2 separate regions of the Mus musculus genome follow, and region 2 is linked to region 1. A link is a loop called in an ENCODE intact Hi-C map of the cell type or tissue named here. Cell type or tissue: heart. All regions are shown on one strand. Each heading gives the region's core, and the rest is flanking DNA. Links, peaks and the distances in the headings are about the cores only.

Region 1 (10,989 bases), core at 1,197-9,196:
CTTGGGGAAGCCAGTCTGATTTCATTTTGTTTAACCAGCTGTCAAATGAATGATTGTTCCTAAGGAATAAGATGTTTTTGATTGAAGTTTTATACTTGACCTTCCTTGGTGTGGAAAATTATACAGGTGATTTGCATCTTTGGAAGATGATTGTATTAGGTGGTTTCCTACTCTGTAGTTCTTTTGAGACAAGCATGGTAAGGCTGTGTTTTGGTGTCATTCAGTTCAACAGGTTAAGATGGACTTAGATCTAAGGTTAAGCCTGGTCATAACTATACACTGTGGACACAACAGGCTCAGACAGAGGAAGAGAGATGGTAGCCTTTCCCAGGTCCCCTTTTCTACCACATGTTTGTTCCTGGAGTTACTAATATTAATGTGATTTGTTAGTCATTTGGATATGTTACAGTGATAAAAAGTGCTGCTAGTGGAAACTGGTTATTATAATTGTTGCTTAGATACTTTACAAAGAATATTTCTGAGAAGCCCTTGAGGGAATCCTAGGACCAAGCATGTCTAATGGATGCAGGTGACATCTGGAATCTTGGTTCCTTTTCCCACTAAGATAAAATTAAAGAATATCATACACCCAAAAGCATGACATAAAATTAATCAAACTCAGCACCTCTTTCCTCAGGGACTTCAAAATCCTAGATTTCAGCCTTTTAAAAAGTTACTGAAAAGATCATCAGGGATAAAAATGATCATATTAAAACCCAAGGAAGAGCATTAATTTAAATTATGATAATATGACCTATTAAAGAAAGGCACTTTGGTCTCCCTCTAGAGCAGGCTAAAATAAATCTATTTTTGTTCAACTTTTAGGGGAGAAAATGGAAGTTACACTAGTTGTAAAAATTAAAAGGAAGGAAGACTGTCCATAAGACATTACCTTCCTCTGTCATGATGTTACACAGAGTGTATCACCTCTCCCATCACCGGAGCTCACTGAACCTCTGTCTGAGCTCTAGTTTTGAGTGAACCCAACCAAACAACTCACATTTAGAGAAACAGCCAGTAGATTCCTGCTCACATCAGGAGGAACATGTTAGCTGGAGTTGGGTACTCTATGGCTATAGGGGAGGGTATGTGTGTGTGATACAGGGAGCCTCTGTGTCCACTGGAGCTAATATTTAGAGTCATATAAACACTATACATGAAATCTCAGATCCAGCTAACATCCAATCTACTGATATGCCTACATAATACCGACTTCAAAGGAATATAGTCTCCTTTCCAGTCTTCTCTCTCTTGCCTTCAGATTCAACAGGCACATTCACAGTGTTCTAAGTAGGGAACTTAACTTTAATGTGGGAATGGTGCTATCCACCATGCTGAACAAAACTTCAAGATGATTTGGGAAGAGTTTGAAGGAAATCTGAAGATTGTGATGGGAGTAGAGTCCAGACAATTAATCCATTATCTCAAGGTACTAAGAAACCATCTATGACTTCATATAAATGTAACAATATATTGAGAAGTCAACTAATTGGAGAATAAACATAAAACTGTTTTCTTTTGGTCATTGCTTTCAGCTTAGTTCTACAGAACCTACATTTCATTCATTCATTTTATTCATAGGAATGGATTTTATATCAAACACCGAGTTAAGCACTGGGGACATAGAGATAAAAAGTAAACCCCTGGCTTGCACTCTTTCAGTTGGTAATTCTCTTTATCATAGCTTTACTCCATACTTTATTGATTTAAAGTCATATGGCCTGCTAAGGAGCTCTTTGTTTTGGATTATTCTGCATGCTGAACTTGCCACTAAATATAAGGTAAAAAGTACAAGCCGGGGAATACTAGGGACAAGGTAGATTGAGGTAGAGTTTTGGCTTCAGAACACAGACAGAAGAGCAAGTGCCGAGTGCAGACAGACTGGCTATATGATGAACAGAAAGAAAAGCATAGAATAAAGGCAGAGAATAGCTGTGGCTTTCAGGGGACACAATGGCCTGGGAGTAGTGACCACATGAAAAACTTGGATTTATTGTGGGGGGATAAGCTTGGCACTGACAACCTACTAAGAAGTCCTTGAGCTAAAACCAGGTAGGGAAGCGAGAAGAGAGACACAAGAATGAATAATACAGGGATGTGCATCAGTGGGGCTGTGAGCAAAACACCACTGTACACAGCAAGCTCAACTGTCTTGGGAAGACAGAGTCAGAAATGATCAGAAACTGAAATAAGAGGGTCAAGCCAATGGAGAATTCAGGGTAGACCTGAGTAGTTTCTGCAGGGGTAGGGACCAGACTAGCAAGAGAAGGCTTAGAGAGCAGCAGTTCTCAACCTCCCTAATGCTGCGACCCTTAAATACAGTCTTTCATGTTGTGGTGATTGCCAACCATAAACTTATTTTCATTGCTACTATTATGCATATCTGATACGCATCCCCAAAGGCATCATTAACCACAGGTTGAGAACCACTGGCTTAGAGAGATGAATAACAGCAAGGGAGGAGGTTACAGAAGCAGAGTCAAGAAACCCAAGTTAGAGCTTGCATAAGCACCATGAATATTGAGGCTGAGACTTCAGAGGATGGCAATGTTCAGCTGAGATGAGCAGAGGGACTCTGGGCAGAATCTTATCAGGAACTTTAGGAGCCTCTTAGGAAGGGTAGCCTCATTTGAAGAAGGCTCACAAACTTTGGAAATAGAAATTGACCAACAAAAACAAATATTTTTAGGGTGTGTGGAGGGGTTCTCTGTAGTTATATTTCTTCTTACACAGGACCCAGGTTTCTGAAAAGGGAAGCTCATTTTTTGTGGGCCATACTGTTCATGAGGCTGTATTAAAGGTAAGGTATGCATACATAATTGTGGTGGGAATTTTAAATATAGTTCTTATTCTTTTTACTCTGTTTTTGTTTTTTATACAATAGAGAAAGTTGTTGTTCTCAAACACAAGGCAGAGTTGTAAGTTCTATGGAAGAGCTCAGAAGTGACCTCAAGATATCTGAAGTATGATTGGCTATCTAACTAGTACCCTTGCTTGGATGATCCTGCATCTTTTCTTTCTTTTCTCACACCCTCCGTTGACCATTGTGCGTGTCCAAACATGGCTCTCATTAGTCTGATAAAAGTTTCACTTGAATCTTGATGTCACTTTTGTGTTTGTGCATGTGTATGTGTATGGTATATATGTGTGTACTTGTTTGTGCTTGTGGAGGCCAAAGGTTAGCTTTGGGTGTTTTCTTTTTTATCACTTTCTACCTATGTTCTTGAGGCAGGGTCTCTCACTGAATCTGGAGCTCAACAATTTGGCTATAATGACTAGTATCAAGCTTTAGAGGTCTGGAGATTTGCCAGTCTCTGTGCCTAGTTCTGGGGTTAGAAAAGTGCCACAATGCCTGGCTTCTTCCATGGGTGCCAGGGGTCAGCACAGTCCTTCAGGATCTTTACTCTTGAACCATCTCCCACTTTTCAACATCGTTTTTAGTCACAAATGCTCCAAAACTGCCTCTCTAGCCCTTGGCTTCTGTATGTCTCAAGGGCTGTTCATCTCACCCCTTGGTTCTAAAAATTCCCCAAATCAATACTCACCCAAGAGTAATACTAACTTTCTTTATTGAGAAAAGCTAGATCTCATCACCTCTATTCTGCATATGATTCTGCTGAGTGTGTGTGAGACTTTCTATCTAGGAGCCCAAGGTCTCTTACCTTCTAGCCTCCCATTGTCGCTTCTCAGTCCCTACCTGGTTGTCAATGGATGAAATGGAACCAGAAATGTTAGAACGTTAGAATGATATGATCTACATAGGCCTGCATTATGTTAATGGGTATGAAAATTCTTCCTAAAATATTCTCACTCTAAAATGGCAGTTTTGGGGCAGACTGGTTAAAATGCAAAAGTCTGAATCTTGGGTAATAAAGATCAAGATCATACAGACAAGTGACATTACTGAGCATGCTGTACTTATGAAGATAGGAACATGTGTATGTAACAATTGGCCATGGGTTTGAACGAGAGCACGGAGGTGTACATGGGAGGCTTTGGAGGAAGGAAAGGAAATGGAGAAATGATGGAATTGTGTTATAACCTCAAAAAAATTAAAAGAAGTAATTTTCAGAAAATACGGTGCAGTTACAGGGTGTGTGTGTGTGTGTGTGTGTGTGTGAATGTTGTGTGGGTGAATGTTATGTGTGTGTTTGAGAGTGTATGTATGTGAGTGTGTGAATGTGAGTATGTATGTGTGAGTGAGTCTGTGTGATTGTGTATGTGTATGCAAGCATGTGAGTGTGTGTGAGAGTGTAAGAGTGAGTGTGTGTGAATGTGTGTGTGAGTGTATGACTACGTGTGTGTATGTGTGAGTGTGTGAGTGAGTGTGTGAGTATTAGTGTCTGAGTGTGTGAGTGAGTGTATGAGTGTGTGTGAGTGTGTGTTGAACTCTCTTTCTGGGGAAGAGGCCTTTGGCAGTGGCCTTAAAGAACCCCATCCAAGTGCTGCTTGGACAGGCAGGGGCTAGGTGACAACACAGCGCTTTTGTTGGCATTGCTTTTCCCATGACAAAGCCAAGGACAGTGTGTTCAGCTTCAGAGGGAAAGCAAGCTGTGCATTAGGAGGTAGCTCTCTGGCTTGCAAAAGGTTGAATATGATGCTCCTGAAAAAGCTCACCAGTTCGCTAAATTTAGGGCGGTGAATGCCATCCAGGCCAAGAATACTCTTTGGCCTTGTGCCTGTGGCGTTTTCATTTGGCTGGGAGTTGGATGCCTTTTGGTTTACTCTAAGCCATTCTCTCCACACTAGATACCTTTGTCTTTGAAGGGAGGAGACTGTAAGCTGAAAACTGGGTGGTGGGGCCCTGCTGATAATGACAGTTAAATATGGCTCTGCATTGGGGATGTGTTTTGGTGGAGCAAGAGCAGGTGTGCTTTGTGATGTTTTCATACAACATTGTTTTATTAGTCATTGTTCTGGAGGAGCCTTTCTGGACTCTGTTCTTCACCCTTCATAGCCCTTTCTCTTAATCTTAATCATTTTTTTTTTCTGTTTTTGAAGACAGACTCACTTTTGGCCCTTTGTATGGGCACCTATGCATGCGCTTACTGATTCCGGGCTACCATTCTGCATCATAAGTCTTGACTTTGGGGTGCTGAGCTTCCCAGCCAACATCTTGTTTCCCAGAATGTCGAAAGGAGCATCTGGGAAAAGGTGGGAAGGAGAAGGGGGGAAAAGGTATGGACTCTGAAATCAGAATGGCCAAGTTTTATACCACGTTGCTATGTGCATGATGTGTTATTAGCTTCCTGTGCCTTGCCTTATCTTAGTATAAAAGGGATATTTGTATATGCTCTATAAAAGGTAGGTCCCTTCTTTTTTTCCTTGTAAAGGGAATCAAGTGTGACTTTGGGAGTCTTTCCTTTGTCCTCTGACACTGCCCATTCATCAGTTCTGATTTTTGGCTCCACAATCATCAACCGGCAGCACTGTGAACTGTAGGGGATGTACCCATATTTCAGGTCTGGGATTTTCTACTTCTCTCTCACCAGGTTTACTAGCTTGTGTGTAAGTAGACCCAAGTAGTTCTTTATTCCAAGCATTTATCTACTTTGATTGATTTATTCATTTTTTAATAAATAATTATTAACTTCTATATGCGACTTCTGCACTAAGTAATTGAAGATGAAACTCTATCCTCAAGGATCTGATAAGTGTGTGGAGGAGACAGATAAGCTAACATGATAGAGGAGACAGATAAGCCAACAGACAATGATAGTAGAACCAGCTATTGCTGGGACATGTAAAGGTATAGGTAAGAAAGGGCATTTAAGCCAATCTTGGACTCAACCGTGGAATTCTAGGTGGAAGAGGCATTTATATTGCTATCTCAGGATGAAGAGAAAGTGGCCAAGCAGAGCCACAGAGAGATTCAGCAGAGTGAGTATGAAGGGTAATGGGAAGTGCAGAAAGCATATGGTGTCATTGGATGGTCTAGGACTAGGGCTGGGTTGAAATAGCCTTGTAGCTGTTTCTTCTGGGGCTCCTGAGAGCCTGTGGGGTCTGGAGATATTTCAGAGAGACAGCATAATTAAGGATGAGTGTAAAGAATTGTCCTTTTGTGGAGTATTAAAAAACATTTTATTACTTTTCAGATACTATTCTGAAATAGTCCCAGTGTGATACTTCTGGTGGTTAATGGTTAGGTGTTTTTGCCTTTATGTGTGGAGAGGGGCAAACAGTAGAGAAAAGTCACTTCCCTCTCATCTCATGACATGATGTTAAATCTGGGTTTTTTTTTTTTTGTAGGATGTATATTCTTGAGGCTCAAGGACTTGGAAGAGTAGACTGTGGCATCTTTAGCCCAGCTAGGTCCTCCTACCCTCTGTAAACTGCTTAAGTAGCTCCCATTAATACTAAATGGTATATTTCTAATTTGAGCAGGGGTTAGGCCAGTTGTCTGGTTGGAAGGAGTGATTTATATATAGTACTTGAAACAGAGATGAGGACACCTATCTAATAATAGGGAGAATAGGTGTGTGTTTACATGGACAGAGGCCAACACATCTCCCAAAATGGTTGCTACTTAACCCTCTTTTGACACCTACATCTTTCTTGCCTATCTACTGTACACAAGAATCATGGTACTCCATTATGGAGTCTCTTGGATTGTCCAGTAAGGATCAGTGATCAGTGATTTAAAGTCTATCTTGGATATGTAAGACTCATCTAAAACCTGTAAATGTGACTTCTGAAGAGTTCTGTCTCTTTTCTCCTGCTCTTACTCTCTGTGTCCCCCAACTCTTTTATATATAATCCAAGGCTGTTCTGTTTGATCTCTGAATTTTCTAGTACTGAGAGGGTTAGCAATTCTAGCTCAGTTGAGCTATTCTTGTGTTACTTGAGGCTGGTGTCTCTATACCCTGTTACTTTTAGCACTGTCACCCATTCCTACCAGAATTCCCTTTTGCCAAAAGACATCTCAGAGGTCACCTTGTTCATCTTACTTGTGATTGAATGTGAGCTAATTTATGAAGACACAGAGCTCTGTACAAACAATGTCTTGTGTACTATGTAAAAAGTCACCTGTCAATAAAATGATGTTTGGCCAATGAGCTGAGGCAGGATTTGAGGAGAGGAAAGCTGAAGAGAGGAGAGGAGAGGAGAGGAGAGGAGAGGAGAGGAGAGGAGAGGAGAGGGAAGAGAGAGAGAGAGAGAGAGAGAGAGAGAGAGAGAGAGAGAGAGAGAGAGAGAGAGAGAGAGAGAGAGAAATATCCTGGGGCTGAGTCAGGGTGGAGAGATTCTCCTGGACACAGAGGAAGATAACCATCATTGCTTGAAACTAAGGACCAGGTAACTAGCCACATGTCATGAGTTGAGCTACATTAAATGGGATAGCTGCGTTATGAGCTAGCAGAAATGAGCCAGAGCTATTGGCATACACATATATTCATATACAAGAAATCTCAGAGTCATTAACTAGGGAGAACTTAAGTGCTGGTAGGAAAGTCTGCAGTTACAGAGCTCACTGTTGTGGCAGACACATCACAATTCTCAATTCAGTATCTTTCCTTTATGTATCATCAGCGTTATCTTTCTTCCCTTCATGTATTCACAATTGGTATAAAAATGAGAACAGGAACTAACATGAGTGACTGACATTGTACTAAGTGTGTTGCACAGATATTTACCCATTGATCTATTGTTGATCCCAGGCCTTCAAATGGGGCATTGGCATTGGCAATCAAGGAAAGGAGCAGACTCAAAGAATGAGTGCAGATGGAAATGGAGTTTGGAGCAAGGTCCAAAGCTTGTATTTCTTCTGCTGGGAATTTGAATTCTGGACTGTTATACTTGGACCTATCATTATAAGGCCTTTAAACCAGAGTCAGGAGATGCTGTTCTTTGCTATTAACATCTTGCAGACAATGAACCTGGGTCTGACTCGCCCTTTTTTATTTTCTACTGTCTACATTAGGCTTCGAGCTGGGTCTCACTACTTAGGATCTGCATTAGCTTACTCCTAATTAAGCCCATGGTCTGTCCTTGCTAATGTGGGTAGAGGACTGACCCCTTTCCTGAAGTCCTTCCTAGGGAGCATATTTTCTTATTCAGTCATCTTGATTCTCTCCCACATTTATTATTGGCTAGTGGACAGTTAAAGAATATTTGCTGACTGTGGGAGGAATAATTTTAAAATGTAAAGTTCACTAGTATCAGAGATGGAGCTCAAATTCTTTCAACTTACCTTTCATAATGCCATATGGAAATGACCTCTTGACTTGGAAGCTTGTGGGTGGCACACTTAATAGCTATTTGGTGTTCTTACTGAAATTACCAGCAGAGACACATGGGAAAGGACGTATGACAAAATAGTGCACATTTTATTATATATGTGTGTACACACACATACATATAGAAACACACACCTTACTCTCTGGTTTCTGTTATGGGATGTGGTAGCAAAGCCTTCAACTCTTTTCTTAGGCATTGACCCATCAGATAAAGACCCACTAGTTGAGTCACCTCAATATGTTTTTGACTCCTATTCGAGGATTGGAATGTATGGTTTAAAGGGCACAGGGTAATTATTATCTTAGATTCACTGTGCCTGTGTCAGGTTTTGGACATCTTCCTGAGCTTTGAGGTGAGGTGTTTTTTGCCTGTGAGTTCCATTGTACTCATACATGGTTCTGCACTGTTTCTTATTTTTCTGAGTTCATCATGACATGCTTTTCAGCATGTTCTTTCATGTTCAGTCCCCATTACCTTCACTGGTGTGTATTTTAAGGACATCTCAAGTTGTAACATCTTTCTGTCATTGTGTCCAGGGCATGCAGCTAGGCTTCTCCTTGGGATGGTCTCTGTTTTGTGTATTGGTCCTTTGGATGTACAGGGGAAAGACAGTGAGTACTTTGTGACTCCTGCCCATACATAAGTGGCATTCCAGACTAGTACCGTCTTGGCTTCTACTGGATTATTTATTGACTCATTGTGAGTGCTCATAGAATTTCTTTCTCCCAGACAAGCTGTGCTTGGATTGTGTATTTTAGAAAAGAAGTTCTTAACACAGAGAAAGGGTCAGAAAGACACTGGAGAAGAATAGTCTGTCTATATGATTCTTCATTGTTTAGTTTTCTGTTTTCTGGGTTTGAAGGTCAAACCCCACACCTTACACATGACAGATAAGTGATTTGCTGCTAAGCCAGATCCCCATCTCCTGCACCCAAGGTTCCTCTGGAGAGGGTTGGAAGATGAGGTTTGTGGGGCTCTGGAGACAGGTGGAAAGCAACATTACCTGTAGATGGCACTTCTTTTCCAAAATCTCATCTCATTTCTTCTTCGGGTCAATTGTACAACTTTTATTAAGACTCATCTATCCTGAAAAGAGTGGCTGTTTCCCCCCTCTTTCCCAGTATAAAGGGGACTTCTCTGCATGCTGGTGGACATTCACTTTAGATTGCTGTTTTCATGGATATACTTTCCAATCTTTCTCCCTAGTCCATCTCTTGTCTTCTTCCCTAAACCTTCCATCTTTGCCCCATACCTTTTCCTGAACTCTACCTCAGTCAGTAATTTACCTGCTCCTAAAATTGGTGAGCTTCTTTTTTTGTTTGTTTTTCAAGACAGGGTTTCTCTGTGTAGCCTTGGCTGTCCTGGAACTTACTCTGTAGACCAGACTGGCCCCGAACTCAGAAATCCTCCTGCCTCTGCCTCCCAAGTTCTGGGATTAAAGGTGTGTGCCACCATGCCTGGCTTGGTGAGCTTCTTATTGTCATGCATTCTGTGATGTGTCCTTTAGAGTGCCTCATGGTTTCTTCTCCTTCTCTAGTCTCAGAGTCTGAGGCACAGTTCAACGGGGCCTGGGAGTTCAATTGAACCACTATGTGCTGCTGTATTCATTTAAAGGTTGCAATTACACCCAAGAAGATAGTAACTACCATTTTGTATTGGGATGCATATTTTATCATGGTGCATTCTTGTGAGTTGTTACATGGGGAGTTTTAGTTATTTTCTACTGTAGATGAACACTGACATAGTATTAGATGTTAAAGATAAGGTGAGGGAGTTTCTGAGGTGAAATGATAAATATTGTCTCTCTCTGATGGCATCCCACCTAAATTATTGAGATGGAATGGCTGGTAGAGCTGGGTAACAGTCCCTCTCTTCAATCTTCCTTCTTACGTCTACCCAGTAAATGGCAAGAATGAGGGGAAGATATGGATATGGCCTTCCCCGTCTGGAACTCATTTATTTGGTATAAAGGATTCTAGAATAAGGTAGATTTTCCCCCCTTCATTATTTTCTAACAGATTTTCTCTCCCTGTTATGTTGTAAGATTGATTTCTCTCTTCAAAATGTGTTCATGGGGATGAGGGCTTTCCGGTGAAAGCATTACAAATCACCCACAAACCCCAGGCATCTTTGGGAGGAGCAAGGCTGTTTCTCTAAAACTCATTTTTCATGGAGAACAGCACCACCTGCCATCGTCCTGCATTTCCAATTTCAGAACGTCCTTGTCTGTTTGGAGCTCCGGTGTGTGAATTTCAGATGAGCCAGTGCCAGCTTTTCAGTTCACGCGCTTTGAGGAGACGCTGCAGTGGCAGCTGATGGAAACCCAGTGGCTGAGGAAGCCTGCCTGAATCAGAAGCCTGGGTTCCAGTGAAGTCTCCATCTTGCAGTTGCAGGGTTCTGGCTTGTCATCAGTCAGACCATATTTCAAAGTGACTTCACAGCAATCAAGTGATTGGCTCCTCCCAGGATCCTGTGGATGAGGGAGAGAAGGAAGCCAAGAGCTTGAATGGTTTTGTAAACCTTGGCTCAATGCATGATACTGGTAGAGCTGGCACAAGAACTCCATTCTTCTTCATTTTACCAAGGATCCAAGGCCTGGAGCATGGTATTTAGAACTCTGCAGAAAGCTTCTTGGGTTGTTTAGCAGCAAGGAACTGGAATGGAATCAGAAAATTAGCATCAAGGTATTTGGCTTTTTAATTAGCCATCAACGTATCTTTATATTAAATTCCTGCTATAATATTTGACTTCCTG
Region 2 (10,989 bases), core at 1,385-9,384, 99 kb before region 1:
GACAGTTGATGTCTGTTTACGTCATAGAAGTCAGGAGAAAAAGAGAAAGGCAGGAAGGGACCAAGTCCCCAGAGCCTGTTCCAAAACTCTGTGCCCCATTAACCCAACTTCTTCCATGTAGCTCTCATCTCCTCAAGGTTCTGAAATCCTTGCCTGTAACACAGGCACCTTTGTGGCCACTTAAGATATAGACTACAGCATTTCTTCAGGACTAGTATGGCTGGCAGTGTTGACAGAAGTTTCTCATTTGTGCAAACCTGAGGGTTCAGTGAATATTGTATGTGCACTGAACTAAAACAAATAGGAAAGCCCAGACAGACTGGCAGCACCGAGGAAAACAAATCCTGAAACAGGTCAATTCACCTGACTTCTGTCGGGAGATATGCTTTCCATTTCCCCGTTTGTCTTTAATTCAGAGCAGGCCTGGTCCCAGTCTATTCTCTTGGTGCTTCTGATTCCCCCACAGAGCCCTTATCATAACTGTAATTAATTGATTTAAGGAAACATCTGCTCACAGCTATGCTCCCTGCCTAAGAAGCTCCCAGGCAGGGTGGGCTGGGGGACTGGTTCTCCACTGAATACTGAGACCCCAGTTAGGTTAGATACTTGTAGAAACTTACCGAATGCATACACAGTTCGGCAAGGTGTGTGTGACATCCAGATGGAAAGGCCCTGGTGGTCCTGCAAGCCAGCGTCTTAGTCTTTATGTGGAGGCTTTTATGTGGGCCCTGTACTCCTGGTCTTGCTCTGTGACCCTCCTGTGGGATCAGGGGCCTGCCTTTAGTTTTCAGTCAGCTGGGTGTGTGGGCATGAGTAGCAGAAACAGCTAAGAATCTCTTCACCAAGCTGGCTATGCCACCCAACACAAGCTGCTTATTAGGTGGAGTGGGAGTCACCCTAGCTCTCGAAAGTAAGCATGGAGTCCAGTGAGAAAGTGAGGCAGAGCACTGGGGAAACGGCTCAGCCTGGAAAGAACCGCTTTGTTCAAGGACCTGAGTTCAATGCCCTAGCACCTACTTTTAAAAAGCCGGGTAAGGTCGTGTACCCTTCTGTGTGTGGGAAAGAAAGATTCCTCAGGCTTAGTGGCTAGCCAGCCTAGGTTACTTAGCGAGCTCCAAGTTAGTAATAGACACCCCCCCCCCCCAAAAAAAAAGTAAGAGACTCAAAAGGTCAAGGTGGCTAGCACCTGAGGAATAGTACCCAAAGCCTACCTCTGGCCTCATGCATGCGCGGCACATGTTCAGGAACCACCCCTTCTCCCCCCAACCCCCAACACGAGGCTTCTGTAACCTGTTAGAAGTACGTTTGCAGGATTGCAGTAAATAATACCCAAACCAGCCCTTTGTCTGCAGCTCAGGAGGTTTTAAGAACAGCTCTACTGAGAGATAATTAGCACACTGTACATATCACCAGTGGAGATAACCGTTCTTGGGTTTAGAGTGTTCCCAAAGATACACAGCCAATGCCACAAGCAGTGTTCTGAGATTATAATACAATGACATCATTTCACCTTCCCCTTATCCTTCCCCCTTATCCCTCCCTACTGTTCCATTCAAAATTCATGGTCTCTTTTTTCATCATTTACCACACTCAGGTTTTGAACACTGCATCATTCCCACCCCCCAAAACGTCATTAATGTTGTTAGTTTTCATTTCTCCTCCAACCTCTGTACACCAGGAAACCGCTAATTCACTTTCCATCTGTGTATTGGCTTTTCCTGCCAACTTCATGTCAACTGCATTAAACTCCATGTAGTTCTTTGTAGTATGTATTAGTACTTCATCCCTTTTTATTGTTAAATAATATTCCATCATGCGGGCATGCCGTATTTTGCTTATTAGTTTATTCATTCATGCATTTGGCTTGTTTATGTTTTTTAGTTGTTAGGGGCAATATTGATATTAATTTTCATCATCAACTTTTCTCTGGATGTGCATTTCCATTTATCGTCAAGCTATGCCTTTAAGTGACTGGTTTGCTGGGTCACATAGTAACTTCATGGCTCAGAAATTTGGTGGCATAAGGCTTTTCTGGATGGCATTGTGTGAGTGAAGAATGTGTGTGAGAGAGAGGTAGGGAGATCATGATACACACACACACACACACACACACACACACACACACACACACAATGTTGGTAGAAGCTGGGCTGCTGAGTTAGGAACCAATATACAATACTGTATTTAGCAGTTCCTAACTAGGCAACTTCTGATCTGAACATTTTTTTTCGCATCTGCTTCCTTTTCTGATTGTTACCTGGAAGGGATGTGGCCCTTCAACAGTTCCTCAGTCAATTAGAAGACTAGGAACCCATCAGCAAAAGGGCTCTGTAATAATCAATTAGGTTCATGGCTTTACCATCCAGAGTACTATGAATATTAGCTGTCACTTGTAAGACGTGTCTTTTAGCCCTGTAAGCTTTCTAATAAGCACACTGACATATAGTCTTGTTCCTTAGAGATGTTGTGAGACATGTGTGGGCACATGCTGGGTTGGCCACCACCAGGGAAGTGGTGTCACTGTCTGTCAGTGCTCGATCCGAGCCACTGGACTGTGAGCTCTGGTGGAAAGAGGGGGCAGTGAGGGGAGGGGAGGGGAGGGAAGAGGCTTTTAGATTTAGCAGGACAAATGCAGGTAACTTTCAAGTGTTTTACAGTGTTTCCCAACTCTGACTCTGCCCCTCTGCAGGCTTTCAGAGACTCCATGGCTAGCAGAACTCAGTCAGAACTTGTTTTTCCTGGGCTTATGTATCCCCACCAACTCTGAGCCCCCCTCCCTGCTTTTAGGAAGCTTCAATTGGTTCACTTCCTGCTTGTAGTGGCTCTAGTGACTGGGCAAGTCCATGTAGAACCGTTTTAATTGTGTGACTTTGTGCAACATTGTGTCTTGGTGTCTATGATATGGCACTCAGTTTGCTTCTCCCCCAGGTAAAATCTGCCCCATGTGCAAGAGATCTGTGTCTAGGCCTCAGTAAGACACACCTGCTTTTCCACACTGATTCTCAGGCCTTCCCAGAGTTGCCTTGGCTCTGCACAGATGCAGAGGCCTGCTGACGTCAGTGCAGTCAGCTGCCATCTCTGAAGTAGGAGCCTCCCGAATTGATGGATGTTTGTTCCCAGTTCGTGACAGTCTCCAATAATACTTTAAGCATTTTCCTCCTGAGCCATCTCCCAGGGGCTGACTCAATATGGAAAGGTATTTTGGCAGAGCCTTGTTTGTTTTGTAAAGGGAGCACTCTGACCTCAGCTCACTGGCTGGGTTTCCTTTAAGTGGGGGCTCATTCGGAAGGACTCTGGTGCAGTCATAGTGATGCTTGTCCTACCTGAGAGCTGCCTCCTTCCTGCCATTCAGTTACCTTCCAAACTCAGGAAGACCCCAGGGGAACAGGATGTCGGGGAAAGTAGGGATGCAAAGCCACTGTTGTGTCTCTGGCCATAAGGCTGACAGCGAGTGTTCGTTCTGCTTCCACAGTGCAAAGCCGTTGTAACGTTTTCTGAGGTCGTTATGCTCCAGGAAGCAGCAAGGCCTCTGAATGTTACACCACGACCAGAGAAAGGACTGCTTTGTATTCAGCGGCCGGTCTCTGCACACTGTAGGTGTGTGTGCACACCAAAATGTCAAGTGCAAGAGGAAAACTCTCACTGCGGCAGTTTTAAGAGGGAAAACCCTGTTCAAAACACACACAGGATTGTGCTTAATCTGAAAGATTCACTGTGTGAACAATAACAACAACAACAACAACAACAACAACAGCAGCAGCAGCAGCAGCGGCAACAACATTAGCAGCATATTGGTCCCTTTCTTTATGAAATCAGTCACATGCTAATACCAAAGCAGTGGATTGATTTTTTTTTTCCCTCATGAGCTGAAAGCATTCTTCACTGGGTCCTGTGTTACTGCCTTCATTGCTATATCCCCTAATGTTATTATAAGCCATAGGGTTGCTCCTGGGATAGTGACTTGGTAACTTACAGCAGCAAAAGGTTCAGAGTGCAGTATCTACCAAAAGTGATTAAAACAGAGACAAATGTGACATCCACTGGAAGTCACCTCTGGCCTTTGAGTCTGCTGTGCTTTGGCCCAGTGTCTCCAAAAGCTCTTGTGTTAAAGGCTGCCATTTTGTGCTGTTCTCTCTCAGAGGGTGGTATAATCTTCAAGGGATGGAAGTTAGGTCCCAGGGGGCATGCTTCTAAAGGAGACACTCAGTACCTGGCTCCTTTCTCTCTTTCTCAGTTCCTTCCAGAATGTCTTCCCCCACTGTGATGTTCTCTGCTTCTCCACAGGCCTCAAAGGCCAACCAGCTATGGCCCAAGCAAATCCATAGGCCAAGTAACAGCAGATTGGGACCTTTGAAACTGTGAACAAAAATAAACCTTTTCTCTTATTAAATTGACCATCTCAGGGATTGTGACACAGCAGTGAAAACACAGGATCTGAAGGAGAATAGATCCTGACCTTGTGGTGCTCACAGGAATGAATGTCTCTTCCATGCAATTAATATTCAGTCCTCAGAGGTGACCTATGATTGGAATGTGGTTGGGAATGCGTGCTGCATTGGACTCTGGCTCAGTTTTCTGTGCCCAGGGACCCGGACAACTATGCTGTGTTACTACTTTCTCTGTCTTCCATGCCTTCCCCAGGTCACCAGGGAGATCTGAAGCTTTGGGGATGCAAGAAACTGGGACAGATCCAGTTCCTCTGGAGACTCATTTCTAAACAGTGCTGACAGCTGTTTCATACCCTAATGGTGAACTCTACACACACAAATCCTGAACAAATCATTGCCACTAAGTTAGATTATTTATAGTATTTAGTATTTTGTGCTCTTAGCAGATCTCACACTCTTTACAGTTTTAAAATGCAACCAGCACCAAGAGTGTTTTGGAAGCTGCTCAAGCAACTGTGCTTAAGGTAAGTTCCGGCCCCACTCCCCTCCTCCCTTCACCTAACACCTGACGTGATTATTCCATGCTAAAAATAGGAAGGTCACCGTAGCTCTTCTGCAGGTGGGAAACTATGTGGAGAGATCATTTTCTTTTTCCATGCCCTTGTCAGGTCCTCGGGTGCCAAATGGACAGATGCCTGTTGACAATCATATGGCAGAGTGGACTGGGGTATGAGTGGTCCACGTGATCAGAGTCAAGGTCATAGCAGAAGGAACTTCCCAGTTCTCTCTACCCTTAGATAATACCAGACGGCAACATTAATGGGTGTAAGATATGGAAAGAATAATATTGGGGTCCAATAGGATTAAAGTACGTACATTATGTGCATGTGTGGAAATGTCTAATGAAACTCCTCTGTACAATCAGCACCTGCTAAGAAAGAAATAGATGGGGCCATGTAAAAATAACAAGCTAGTTGTAGATTCATAAAACAGCTGCCAAGAAACAGCTGAACTTACCCCTTTACTGCCATGCTTGCAGTGATATTTGACAAAAAAAGGAGAAGGGTGACTCTTTAGGGACTATTGCATATACATATAAGGGAAATCTTCTTAAGTATTTATTAAGCTCCTGCTTGGTGCAAAGCAAAGGCTTCTTTAAGCCCTGGGCCAATAGGAACATCTTACAATGAGGTTCTTTGGTGACACTAAGATGTTTACAATGTAGTCTGAGTCAAGCCATAAACATGAAGGTTGTGATAATCTAACAGTTTCTAGTTGCAATGCTATTAACATATAAAGGGTTTTCTCTTATTTCTTTGGGAAACTTTATTCAGGAAAATATCTGCACCAGGTAAGCAAATGGGACTAATCTAGTGACTAACTCTTTGTCTTGGAAGGAAGTGATGGGTGAGGATGAGGTAGAGTGTACAAGTGTCATACAGATATGTGACTTTTCAGAAAGCTCAGAAACACAACTCTACCCCTATACATATAGCTTCCAGGTTATGATGGTTTGGTTATGGTTCCCCTCCTCCTCTGTATGTGGTGTGTGTGTGTGTGTGTGTGTGTGTGTGTGTGTGTGTGTGTGTGTATGTGTTGTGGGTAGGCCTGAGGTTGATGTTAAGAATCATTGTTCATAGCTATTCTACCTTATTTGAGGCACGGCTTCTCTGTTATACTTAGATCTTACATATATACAGTTAGTCTTGCTAGCCAGCTTGTTTTAGGAATCCTCTGCCTTCCAAGGGTAGAAATGCAGGTGTTTAAGTCAGTTCTAGGGAGTTCTAGTTGTTGTGTTGCTAAACTATGATGCTCTTTGGGTTAAGTGTCAAATGTATTTGTGACATAGTATTTTGAACTTAAGATGGGTTTATTAGGACATAACCCCATCACAGGTAGAGGAGAATCTCCACTTGGTCTAGCTGGAACAGTAAGCAATACCTGACTTAGGAAAGCATGCAACCAAGGGCTGCTGAGAGTTTCTCAGAGCACCAGTAGCCCTCTTGACTGTCATCATGGGCTTGATAACAGAGGCCATGTCTGGCCATGCCCCAGCCTTGCAAGTCGTATCCCCAGTAAGCAGCTGCAGTAAATGACTGAATCTCCACCCCAGCGGATAATGTTATTTATCACTCATGTGACAGTCTGAGGTACTCCTTTGATGTCTTCACTCAGAGACCTGGGTTAACAGCCAAATATCTTCTAGGGGTTTAGCTTATGTTTTCCCATTAGCAGGCTGACTCTGAGACAAGGGCTCAGTACTGGGGATTTATTTAGGGGGTCTAATTGGGGGGCTGAAGAGACTAAAGATATCAGAGAGATTAAACCAGGAGTCAGCCTGAACCCTGTATTAACCATGGACTTGAGGCACAATCCCACTGAAACACACTGAACACATTTTCCAGGGCTGCCATAAGAAAGTGCTGCAAACTGAGCAGCTGAAACAATAGGACTTTGTCCTCTCACAGATCTGGAAGTCCAGCATCAAGGTGCTGGCCTGGCTGGCTCCATCTAGGGGATGTTTTAGGTTTCTTTTGCCATGATAAAACTCCATTAACAAAAGCAACTTGGGAGGAAAGGATTTATTTTACTTTATAGCTTATAAGTCCATCAGTATGGAAGCCAGGGCAGGAACTTGAGGCAGGACCTTTGAGGCAGGAACTGAAGCAGGCAGATGTCATGGAGGAGTGCTGCTAAGTGGCTTGCTCCTCATGGGTTGCTCATCTTGCTTTCTTATCTATCCCAGGACCACCAGTCCAGACATGGCACCACACATAGTAAACAGGGCCCTCCCACATCAATCATTAATCAAGAAAATGTACCACAGACTAACTAATATGGTGGGGACATTTTCTCAACGAATGCTTCCTTGTCTCAAATGACTTTAAACTGTGTTAAGTTTACAAAAACCTAGCCAGGACAGGCTATGAGGGAGAATCTACTCTACTGCATGCTCCTTGCCGTGTTTTTCTGGTAGCCATTGGCTGTTTATGCCACGGAGATGCATCAATCCACCCTCTGCCGTCCTCTTCATGTGATGCTTTCTCTCCAATGAATCCCACTATCAGGATGTCAGCCATATTGGATTAGTCCATAAGACATTCCAGTAACTGAACCATCCACAAGGGAAACTATTTCCAACTCAGGACATCTTCGTAGGTACTAAGACAGAAGACTTTGCTGTCCTTTCTGGGAATATTTCACTTCATTAACAAGCTGTGTAGACACACCCAAAAAAATCGTCTGCTCATGGGACCTAAAATGAATCACTGGCTTCCAACCCCTATTACCCATGTCCCATGCAATATCAACTCTCTTAGTCTTCCAGACTACATGTGTATGAGGGCCCAGTGGATCCTGCTGGTGTTACATACAAAGGCGGTAAAAAAAATTTTGGGGGGTGGGGGGGAAAGAAAGAGGCACATTGAGCAGTTGAGACTGTGGGAAGCTGCCAGGACACAAGGTGGCACAGAGGAAGAGAGGTGAGACCAATGAGTATCTGACTCTTGCACCGGGGTATGATTCCTGCTTGCTTCCCCTACTGATCTGGGAGCTCCAAGAGAAGCTGTCTCTCCACCCCCACTCCCCCCATCACTCTTGTATCCCTGATATACTCAACAGCGCCTGGAACATTAAGACATCTGAGTCATACTGAAAGACCAGAAGGGATATCTGTCTGTCTCAACATTTTCATCATGGCTATGCATTTGGGGGACTTGATACAGCTGTAAAACATCCCCTAACCAAATTAGGAAACATTCTCTTCCATGTACCTTTTGTACACTTATTCTGTTGGGAAGATTATAAAATGTGGTTGCTTCCTCTATTTCTCACTCCACTACCTCCTAATTTTTCAGAGAGGCGGGTACAACAAGGCATTCTGTTAATTTCAAATTTTTATGTATCCCTCTTGCCTTTATTTTTCTTTCTGTAAAGCCATATTAAAACAGACATCTCTAGTAGCTGAATAGCCAAGTGTCTTTGGAGAGGATCCAGGGTGGAGCCTCAGTAGAACAAACAGTGCTGTAACAGGGCTACTGTGTATGGCTATGATCATTGTCATCTTTATTTCAACATGGCTTACAGAGAGAGAAGAGAGGCCGACCACAAATGCTCATTTAAAAGTAATTTCTAAGCATCTGTCTGCTCTGATCGCTGCATTAAGTACTAAGTGGACAGAGCATGTTCAATTGAGATCCTAACAAGGTCGTTTCAAAGCACTTACCCACTTGGTTCACACTGGGTGGATGGGGACACTGTGACCTGACTCCAGGAATCGCTCATTAAGAAAAAAGCAGGGACCGAAAGCTCTTTTGTGCTGACCTCAAAGTACTTGTCATTTCCTAATGTATTTTCTGCCCCCATTTCCTCTACTCTTTGCCCTTACCCACTACCCTACTTGTGACCCTTAGCTATCAAAGTGGCATTGGTTTCTGGCCCTGCTGCTAAAGGAATATGTGGGTAAACTTAGATTTTTAAGCTCTAGAGAATTTTGTGATCTATTGACAGTCAAAATGAGGATGATGTAACCCTAAGGAGTCATACTTTTCTGACTTTTGTTTTCTTTCTAATACACAACACACACACACACACACACACACACACACACACACACACACACCCCTAGTTATTGATGAGTACCATCTAGAGTTTATTGAGTTATTCCTATGTATTAGTCACTCATGAATATGCATTTCTTATTTTCAGAGCAGCCCTATAGAGCGGCCACCACTATTCTTATTTTGGATGAAGAGTCTGAGGTTCAGAGTTATTAAATACTTTGTCTAATATGGCAGTTTTGGGATTCAGAGCTGTATCACCCAGATCTTACCTGCTATATTACACACTTTAGAGTATATTTTAAAAATTCTGGTAGTAAGCCTTTTGGAGTTTTGGGGGATGGCTCTTGGAATGGTGACTGTGGTGGCTGATCTTGACTCTCAACTTGCTATGCCTGGGAAGAGGGAACCTCAATCAAAGAACTGCCTCCATCAGATAGGCCTGGGGCATTCTCATGATTGCTAATTGATGAAGAAAGGCCTACCCCTCATGGATGTTGCCATCTATGGGTAGGTGGGAGCTCGGGCAATATAAGGAAGGTATCTGAGGAAGCTACAGTGAGCAAGCAGCTCCTCCATAGTTACTGCTTCTGTTCTGGCCTCTAGGCTCCTCTGCATTGAGCTCCTGCTTTGGTTCCACTTGGTGATGGGTTGTAAGGTACAGAATGGAATGAACCTTTTCCTCCCCAAGTTGTTTTGGGTCTGTGTTTTATCACAGCAACAGAATGCAAAGAACAGTGGCCCTTTGTATGACTTGCCCAACCCAAAATGTATCTTCAGAATGCTCTTTACAAGAACTCAAGTTGGGATCATAGAGTTTTTTTTATCTGTTGGTCCCATCTGTGTAATGTGCAGCTTCCAGCTTCAACATCCCTGAATCCTTGCACTTGTCCTTGATACAGCCTTAATTTCATCCAGGGCCCTGTCTCACACAAGCACTGGAGAAACTAGGATGGAAAATAACAGGTTTCCTTGGGCCAATAGGAGTCAGGGATCTGAGGCAGTAGGACAGATAGCCAGAAAGCAAAATGGACAGATGCTTTCCTCACTACAGTGCTGAGGCGGGTGAGGGGGAAGGAGAGTCAAAGGTACTTGGATTTTCGCCTTAAGCTGTTAGGCATGCAGTCTGCATAGAAGACTGACCTTAAGGGCAAAGATAAGGGAAACTTGCAGTTCTTTGCACATCTCATCTGCCACGCTTCACTGAGTTGTTGCACAAATTCATGTGTCATGTGTATATAACTTTCCAGAACCATATCACCAGGAAACAGTGTCCATAACACCCCGCCCCCCCAGGAATCCCTTATTGAATTTTAAGCAATGGTAACATTGAAATGAAAGGATGGTTTGGTTCATTTATCTAACCATTATCAAAATATGAAACCTTTCTGGCTTTCAAGGGGGCTCTTTCTTCTGTAAATATATTTCTTTACAGTGTTTATATTTATTCTATTTGACCATACAGGTGAAGTGCTCTCTCTCTCTCTCTCTCTCTCTCTCTCTCTCTCTCAAAGATAACTTAGAGACATGATCTCAGAATGATGTTCAGAGGAGTTTGCTCTCAGGTAATGATACTAGATTTCCAATAGCTTTGATCGTCAGAACCAATGGATCACACATACAACAGCTCACTGTGATCACCTGGGATTCTTTTTTTTAAATTAGGTATTTTCTTCATTTACATTTCAAATGCTATCCCAAAAGTCCCCCATACCCTCCCCACCCCACTCCCCTACCCACCCACTCCAACTTTTTGGCCCTGGCATTCCCCTGTACTGGGGCATATAAAGTTTGCAATACCAAGGGGCCTCTCTTCCCAATGATGGCCGACTAGGCCATCTTCTGCTACCTATGCAGCTAGAGACACAAGCTCTAGGGGTACTGGTTAGTTCATATTGTTGTTCCACCTATAGGGCTGCAGACCCCTTCAGCTCCTTGAGTACTTTCTCTAGCTCCTCCATTGGGGGCCCTGTGATCCATCCAATAGCTGACTGTGAGCATCCACTCCTGTGTTTGCCAGGCACTGGCATCGCCTCACAAGA

The links. Peaks named below come from ENCODE experiments on the same cell type or tissue, not always from the same donor. Only the 100,000 strongest peaks of a DNase experiment are listed, where the experiment ranks them.
Region 2: it touches region 1 in a loop (9-fold over the local background); 6 of 42 quality-filtered maps call a loop at or near these places.

The regions. Positions count from the first base shown.
Region 1 is chr9:52,959,439-52,970,427 of GRCm38, reverse strand. No RefSeq gene overlaps it. Among named protein-coding and RNA genes, the nearest start is that of Gm39339, 87 kb to the right of the region's middle. In heart, for the core only: no CTCF peak of the experiment used is centred there; a DNase peak (open chromatin) is centred at 4,637.
Region 2 is chr9:53,058,793-53,069,781 of GRCm38, reverse strand. No RefSeq gene overlaps it. Among named protein-coding and RNA genes, the nearest start is that of Ddx10, 180 kb to the left of the region's middle. In heart, for the core only: no CTCF peak of the experiment used is centred there; a DNase peak (open chromatin) is centred at 5,051; H3K27ac peaks cover 2,042 bases.